2 separate regions of the Mus musculus genome follow, and region 1 is linked to region 2. Evidence: chromatin contacts called from ENCODE POLR2A ChIA-PET data. All regions are on one chromosome and are shown on one strand. The core of a region is the stretch at or near the end of the contact, and the rest is flanking DNA. Distances in the headings are between cores, read along the strand shown. Region 1 holds the start of Ap1b1 (adaptor protein complex AP-1, beta 1 subunit). Region 2 holds the start of Thoc5 (THO complex 5).

What was found. ChIA-PET counts read pairs that join two places held with the same protein, here RNA polymerase II (POLR2A).
Region 1: POLR2A ChIA-PET joins it to region 2 with 10 read pairs in Patski. The contact joins the promoter of Ap1b1 here to the promoter of Thoc5 in region 2. POLR2A ChIA-PET finds 5 or more read pairs at or near these places in 2 of 5 experiments (Patski and embryonic stem cell).

Annotation. Positions count from the first base shown.
Region 1 is chr11:4,984,811-4,988,902 of GRCm38, reverse strand. It overlaps Ap1b1 (adaptor protein complex AP-1, beta 1 subunit), which reads right to left and starts at 2,079. Exons shown (of 21, transcript NM_007454.3): 1 at 1,852-2,079.
Region 2 is chr11:4,893,016-4,896,814 of GRCm38, reverse strand. It overlaps Thoc5 (THO complex 5), which reads right to left and starts at 1,472. Exons shown (of 20, transcript NM_172438.3): 1 at 1,437-1,472. Nipsnap1 (nipsnap homolog 1) reads right to left here. Exons shown (of 10, transcript NM_008698.3): 10 at 2,614-3,695. The coding sequence ends at 3,631.

The DNA of each region.
Region 1 (4,092 bases), core at 830-3,329, 91 kb before region 2:
TGGGGAAGTGCTCTACCACCGTATCTACATATTTTATTAGGATAGAAACCCTGCTGAAGTTGAGTTATCCAGGTCACACAACTGGGAAGCTGCTGACCTGGGGCTAGAGCCAGGAGCTGACTGGCAGGGAGTGAGTGCTCATTCCTCTGGACCTCTGAGCCCTTCAGACTACTCGGTGTGAAGCTTCCAGTCAACCCACACTCATCAGATGATCTCTACAGAGACACGGAAGGTCTGATTCTTGGGGACTAGCAAAGCCCTCTTGACAGTTCCTAAGACGCAGACCTCTGTTTATGCCCCTACAAGTTGCTTTATCTTCAATTATCCCTTGGAAGGATAGGGATAAGGTGACATTATTAAGTTTCTGTGAATCCAATGGGACTAGAAAAACATCACAGAGCTCATGACAGACAGACAGACAGACAGACAGAGGAGCTAGCTGGGTGTGGTGGTTCAGCTCTGTAATCAATCCTAGAACTTGGGAGTCTAAGGCAAAAGGGCTGCTATGAATTCAAGACACATGAGATATCCTGGCCAGACTGGGACAGAGTGAGACTGGAAAAAAAAAAGGCAATTAATGTAACATTTTTACTTACTACTTTTTTCCAAAAGAGCAAGGAAACTTTCACAGGCTCATTTCAGTTCCTTGCACTCAAGAGGAAGTAGGAAGATAGTAAGTCTCTCTTGTGTTGCTGTCAGGGAAACTAAGGTATAAGGAAGGAGCAACAAAATGTCTCTAAAGGAAAAGAGGCTCACACCCCAGGTACCAAGTCGCCTTCCCATCTCCCACGCAGACCAGTCATCCCAGGCACCATGACAGGCCAAAGGCCATCCTGTGGGCCTGTTCCCCTAGAACCTAGGACCAAAAGATCCCCCAAGGGGCCCCGTTGTTCCCCTCTTTACTGCAAAACGAATAAAGTGCAAACGGGATGAAGGGGTTGTCTGGATATCAATTCCAAGAATAGCCCAATAGGCAGGAAGACCTGAGAGCCAAAACACTGACAAAAACAACCTGGCCGAACAGCCTCCTAAGTTGAAAGTGTATCAACAGCTCCTCCTAAACATCGGATCAGACGACAGGTGAGAAGGCTGCATCCTGACACCAACTCACACAATATATTGGCGACAATATATCAAGTCACTTCTAGACCCCAAGCCAGCTCCAGGTGCCTTTCTCCCCGAGCTTTGAAGGTCTCTGGAGACCTACATAGGAAGCCTGATTTTGCCTCTACTACTCGAATGACCTTCCGTGTGTCATTTAACCTCCCGTGCCTCGGTGTCCTCGCGAGTGAGAGGGGGAAAGCAACAGTAGCTACCTTACAGAGGCAGCTGTGAGCTCAGTACACAAAGTGCTTAGCACAGAGGTTCGAAGTCAGGAAGGGCTGGAGAACCAGTGACAAGACATTCTTGTGGTGTTAGAACTAAGACAAGTGCTCCCATTCTGTCAACGTGTCCCTGAGGATCCAAAGGACGAGGGGCGGGTGGCAGAAGGCCATTTCTAGATGTTTGCCCCGTTTTGGGGGGGCGGCGGCTAAGAGATAAGGCCCTGAACGAGGAGGCCTGAGGTTGGCCGAGGAGTGGGAAGGGACAAGCAGGGCGCAGGGGAGGCCTAAGTGCAGGAGTCTCTCCGAACCGGACTGCGGACCTGAAATGACGGACGGCTTGACGCCGGGCCGCCAAGCCGTCGGGAATGAATGAGCACGCAGGCCTTTCACCTTCGCCCTCTCGCGGCTCGCAACCCTCCAGCGCAGCGTCCTCTCCGTGACCTCTGACCTCGCAGACCCCCCCCACTCCTCGGACCCCTTCGGGTTTGTTTGTTTTCCTATCTCGCCGGGCTGCCTTTTTCCTCACCCACAAATCCAAACGGCTCCGGGTGCCGCGGCTCGGCTCGCTTCAGCAGCAAAATGTCCGCAGCCTCCGCCTCCCTCTCCTCCGGTGCGTCGCAGCAGCCGGCGGCTCCAAGCTCCACGGCTGTCACCTGCCGAGCGGAAGTAAGAGGCCCGTGCGCGGAACTTCCGGTGGACGCACACCCCGGGGGCGGGGTCGAGGGTGCAACCTGGCGGGAGGGGCTGGGGACCTGTTGGGCGGGGCCTGTGTGGGAAGGGCGGGGCCTTAGCAGAGCCGGCTTTTATGAGAATTGAGGGCCTGGGCGGGCCAAGCGGCTAAGTTCAGGCTGGGATACCCTTGCTCAGAATCCCTGGCCAGGCTCCCTCTCAAACACCATGGAATCGAAAGGGTCTTGGAAGACTTTAAAGTTCATCTCTTTCTGAGTTACAGATGGGAAGACTGAGGCCAACGTTGTCTTAGGAAAAGGGAAAGTCGGAGCTACAAATCTGATCAGCTGCTGGACTGCGCCTGTCTGCTAGGCTAAAACGAGACTTTTTCTGCTGCCCTTGGAAAATTCATTGTTCTAAAAGGAAAACATAAGCTACGTCCAAGACTTCTTATCCAAGGGATACTTCACAGTGAGACCTCAACTGATACAGCCATTTCATTCCTGACTTTGGTCCTATTAATTTTCTCTTTCTAATAGATAACTTGTGTTCATCCCCTTTAAAACATTATAAAACTTCTATTCTAGCATTTTTATTAAACCAATAATATCTGCATTGCAGAAAAAAAGAAATATATTAGTGGGGGCTGGAGAGATGGCTCAGTGATTAAGAACACTGGCTGGTCTTCCAGAGGACCTGAGTTCAGTTCCCAGCAACCACACTGTGGCTTACAACCATCTGTAATGGGATCCCATGCCTTCTTCTAGTGTGTCTGAAGACAGCGACAGTGTTGTACTCATACACACAAAATAAATAATTCTTTTTAAAAAAAAAAGAAATATATTAGTAAGGAAAAAAGGCAAAACCAAAACACGTAGGCTCCTGAGAAAATCGTTTTTTAACACTTGGTTATCCTCCTAGATGTAATATGTCTGCCTTTTTATTTTATTATTTGTGTGTTATTGATTTGAGACAAGCTCTTGCTGTGTAACCCAAGCCAGCCCCATTGTTGAGCTCACAGTGATGTACTATCATGCCTGGTCTATGTAGTGCTGGGATCTAACTCAGAGCTTTTACATCCTATGCAAGCACTCTAACAACTGAATCGCTGTCACCTTGGCTGACCTGGAAACTGAAAAACCAAGCAGAAGTCTGCCTGCCTCTGTCTCACAGTGTTGGGTTTAAAGGTGTGCACAACCACACCCAGCTGTTTTTACATTCTTTAAAGTTTTGTCATAATATAATTATGACAAATTGATAAAATAGTTATGGCAAATTGATAAAATAGACAAAATAGAATTCCAGATGCTGGGGTGAAGAGATGGTTCAGCAGTTAAAAACACTGGCTGCTCTTCCAGATAACAGGGGTTCATTCCCAGAACCCACATGGCAGCTCACAGCACCCACATGGCAGCTCATGGCATCTGTGACTATAGTCCAAGAGGATCTAAAACCCTCTTCTGACCATGCAAGCACAGGTACATGCACATATGAACATAAAATAAAATAAATAAATCTTGCCAAGTAGTGATGGCATACACCTTTAATCCCAGATGGATTCCAAAGTTTGAGACCAGCCTGGTTTACAGACAGAATTTCAGGACATCCAGGGCAAAGGTTAGGCTTGGTGGTGCATGCCAGTAATTCCAGTACTTGGGAAGCAGAGTCAAGTAGATTTCTGTGTGCTCAAAGCCATCCTGGTCTGCATAGAAAATTCCCAAAGTTACAACAGTGAAACCTTGTCTCAATGTCTCAAAGACAAACAAAACAACAACAAAAAGAATACCATTTACCCTTCACCCCGCTTCCCTCAATGGTGACACAGGATAATAGTAACACCCGGAAATTGTCATTGGTAAAATATTTTTGATAAAGTGTCTTGGTTTTAAAAACAGGATTTGTATGAGATTACAGCTGACCTTGCTTAGCCCAGAGAAGAATGTTGAAGAGACAGCCTGTTTCCCAAGATTATCTGTCTTACTTGAAGCAGACAATTCCAGGAAAGGGAGACCACAAACCTGCACATAGCCCCTAAACTGCATGAACTTCCTCAGCCCAAGTCTGCGCCCCTGCCTGCTCCTTATAAAGGGTCTCAGCC
Region 2 (3,799 bases), core at 223-2,722:
GAGAAATAGATTCTCAAGTTGGAGAGATGACTCTGAAGTTAAGAGCATCATCGACTGCTCCTCCAGAGGATCCAGCTGCAATTCCCAACATCCACGTGGCAGCTCACAACTGACTGTAACTACAAGATCTAACACCTCACACGGACACGCACGCAGGCAAAACACCGATGTACATAAAATAAAAATAATTTAAAAAGAAATGGATTCTCTCTCAGAATCTTAGACAAGGAAACCAAGACAGAATTTATTAATAAATGTTTTCATCATACTATGTATACTATGCAGTTATATCAATATCATAAGACAAGTGGAAGCCATTTCCTATTTATGGCATGCAGACCAGACCCAAGTTTTCTTCTACCAAAGTAACTATAGGTTTAAAAAGTGACTGTGAAGTTGGGAATATTACTCAGCTGGTAGAGTGCTGGCCTAGCATACTCAAACGCCTGTGTTTGATCTCCTGGACTGCATAAAACTGTGTGGCGGGACATGCCTGCAATGAGAACAGGTCAGACTGAGAGCTGGCTGACGAGATGTTCCAGATCAGCTTTTGCTATATAATGTGTTCAAAAGTCAGTTTGGGCTACATAATAAAATCTCGTCTCCAAGAAAAAAGGGGGGAGGGGCGGATGGGCTGTGAGACAGGATAGTGGTAAATATCAGGAATCACAGAGCTTGAGTGACTGAGGCAGAGGGATCTTTACCAATGTGAAGCCAACCTGGACTACAGAAGCTGCCAGACAGACAGGACTATAGTGACTGCATTTAAAATCTTCATTAAAACGGAGCAGGTGGCACCTCTTCTTACTGCCCGAGCCCTTTGCAGTATAACTTAAGAAAAAAAATTCTTGTTTTCCTTTTCTTAGAAATTAAGATAAGCAAAATATTTAATGAAGCAAATACACTAAGTCCAGCCAGCTAGCTAGGAAATAGAGCGGACAACATAAAGAAAAGCCAAGCCAAGCTTCTTTGCCCTTGTAACGTCCGCACTTCGCGCTCTCAGCCTTTCTGCTCCAGCAATAAAAGCTCTTTTCTGCGACTCCTTGGAGTCTGGTGCGGCGCGACGATGGTAACGCCTCTCTCAGAGGACCGCAGGAGGCTGCCGGTGACAGGTAAACGAGTGGCGGACTCATCTGACAAAACCCACAAGGGTGGCACGGAAAACCCGGGAAAGCCAACCGCCACCCAGGAGCGTTTGCCACACGCCCAAGAGGACCATCGACGAGGGTCACCACCAGCAGCAGCACTCTCGGGAGACTACAATGGGGACAGAGGATGCTGCTCCGGTTAGTTCCTAGAAAACCGCCACGAGCCTGGGGGACCCCGACAGGTGAGGACCCCAGCCCGCGGACACGCTCCGTGCCGTCTGCACATCAAGCCCGGATCGCCCAGCGAGGACCTGCAGCCCCAGCCAGCAGCCCTCTACCCTCGCTCACCAGAATGCTCCTCACGCCTTCCAGCCGGGTAGCCACTTCCGGCTCGCGACCATAGAGAAGCGGAAGAAGAGAGCCACAGGCCGGAAGTGAGACACGAAGGCCAGATGCAGCTTGGGAAGCAAGGAAGGGGCGAGTCTAGTTCTATTAAGTTGGGAAACTGGGGCGATAATGTCCAAGTCTGTGCTTCGTGCCCCTTCACCGGAGTGTGAATTAGTGGGCCCTCCGCCGACTCACTCGAGTGAGTTTGTGGTATCTCAAGAAAGCACAAGTGTCGCTGTGCTATCATTTGAACAGGAGTGGATTTTGTCTTCTGACTTTGTTCAGGGCCTCACTACATAGCACACTTGCGGGTCTTGAACGCTATATAGATCAGGCTGGTCACTACGATCCGCCTGCATTGGACTCGCTGGACTTAGGCAGGTGTCACCATGCCTGACTCTTCTTTAAATTTTTGTTTTGTTTTTTTTAGATTTATTTATTTATTATATGTAAGTACATTGTAGCTGTCTTCAGACACTCCAGAAGAGGGAGTCAGATCTCTTTACGGATGGTTGTGAGCCACCATGTGGTTGCTGGGATTTGAACTCTGGACCTTCAGAAGAGCAGTCGGGTGCTCTTACCCACTGAGCCATCTCACCAGCCCTTGTTTTTGTTTTTTGAGACAGGGTTTCTCCGTATAGCCCTGGCTGTCCTGGAACTCACTTTGTAGACCAGGCTGGCCTCCAACTCAGAAATCTGCCTGCCTCTGCCTCCCAAGTGATGGGATTAAAGGCGTGTGCCACCACCGCCCCCCCCCCCCACTCTAACTTCTTGATACTATCGGAGTCACTACACCCAGAAAGGAACTGAGGCAGGGGCATAATCCTATATTACACCTGCTTCCTGCTTCACTGTTTTGTTTTGTTTTGATTTTTTATTTTCCCCCAAGACTCTAGTGCAGTACCTGTAAGCTTCAGATGTTTCCTATGCCTGGCATTTCTGGAGTAAATTCTGGTTGTCTGCAAACATGAACATTGAATACCTTGTGGCGCCGAAACAGCTCCTTTTCTTGCTCTGGGACGAAGATGAAGACGGTCTCCCTAAGAGATCAAAGCCAGTGTAACCCTCAGCCAACTGGAAGCTGCCCTGCCTTAGACAACTACTGAGATTCCTTGTAGATGAAGACAACACCACAACGTACAGTAAATATTTAATTTGGTTCCATCAACATTCTCCTGGATGGTAGCACAACCATGCTAAGCAGGGGTTCATGAGGTACCGGGGTCATTGAAGAGACCCCAGAATCACAACCTACTCCACAGACCTAGTGTTTCTGCAAAATGAGGGTTTGGGGGACAATGTCAAGAAGGGAAAGAAAGAATTTGATGGAACTATAGGTCTCAGCCTGTGTTTTTGCCTGTAGGAAGGAAGAAGTACAGAAGAGCTGAAGCACAAATTCAAGTTTTAACCACATTATGTAGGAAAACATGGATACGCCTCTCCATCTGTCTAGGAACAGGGTGCTCCCTTAAGATCCTCTGTCACCTCTGTCCTGTCTTCCCAATTCTGTATTTTAAATTCTGAATCCTATGTGCCCACTTGTGAAGGGTTCCTGCTTCAAGGCTGTCTCATGTACCCAGATCCTTCCCACTCCCACCCTTTTCCTAGCCCTTTAAGTAGACTTCTGGACCACCTACTGACACTGATAACTTCTGGATTTCCTCCTGACTGTCACGACTTCAGACTTTATGGCAGTTCCAGGATTTTTATTTATTTTTTTTTAAAGACTCAGGCTTGCTTTTTTAACAAGTAGACACCAGAGAGTTCCCGGGCCATACCTGGACTGATACCCTTTCACACCATACCTCCTAACAGCCAGTCATGCCTGCTTTTATGCAACTAAGCCATGGCCACAGTTGGGAGCTGGGGACTTATGTCCTGGAGATGACGGATCTTAAGAGGAAAGTGTGTGAAAGCTTAAAAGGTTGCTATTCTGCAGCTTGGGAAGTTAAGAACTTCTTCATCCAGCATGGGAGAGAGGTTAGCTGGGTACGGACGGACTAAGTTCTCAGAAAACGTCATCTTTGTCGAAGCTGAACACCACCCATCAGAAGTCTTCCAGAGTTCAGAGAAAACTGTGCCAGGTGGCCTAGAAGCGCCTCCTTTCCAGGCTAGTCCACAGGAGAAAGGGAAGGAGGTGGAGGCAGTGCCAGCTTCACTGGAGAGGAGAAATCTTCAGAGGAATCATGATTCGTGACTCCATGTGTCGAACCAAGGGGACTACAGGGAGGAAAGCAGAGGTTACAGGGTGCCCGGGGCAAGGGAGGTACCCTTGGTCACTGACCCAAAACTCACAAAAGCCTGTGACAGGGAGGGCTCCCTAC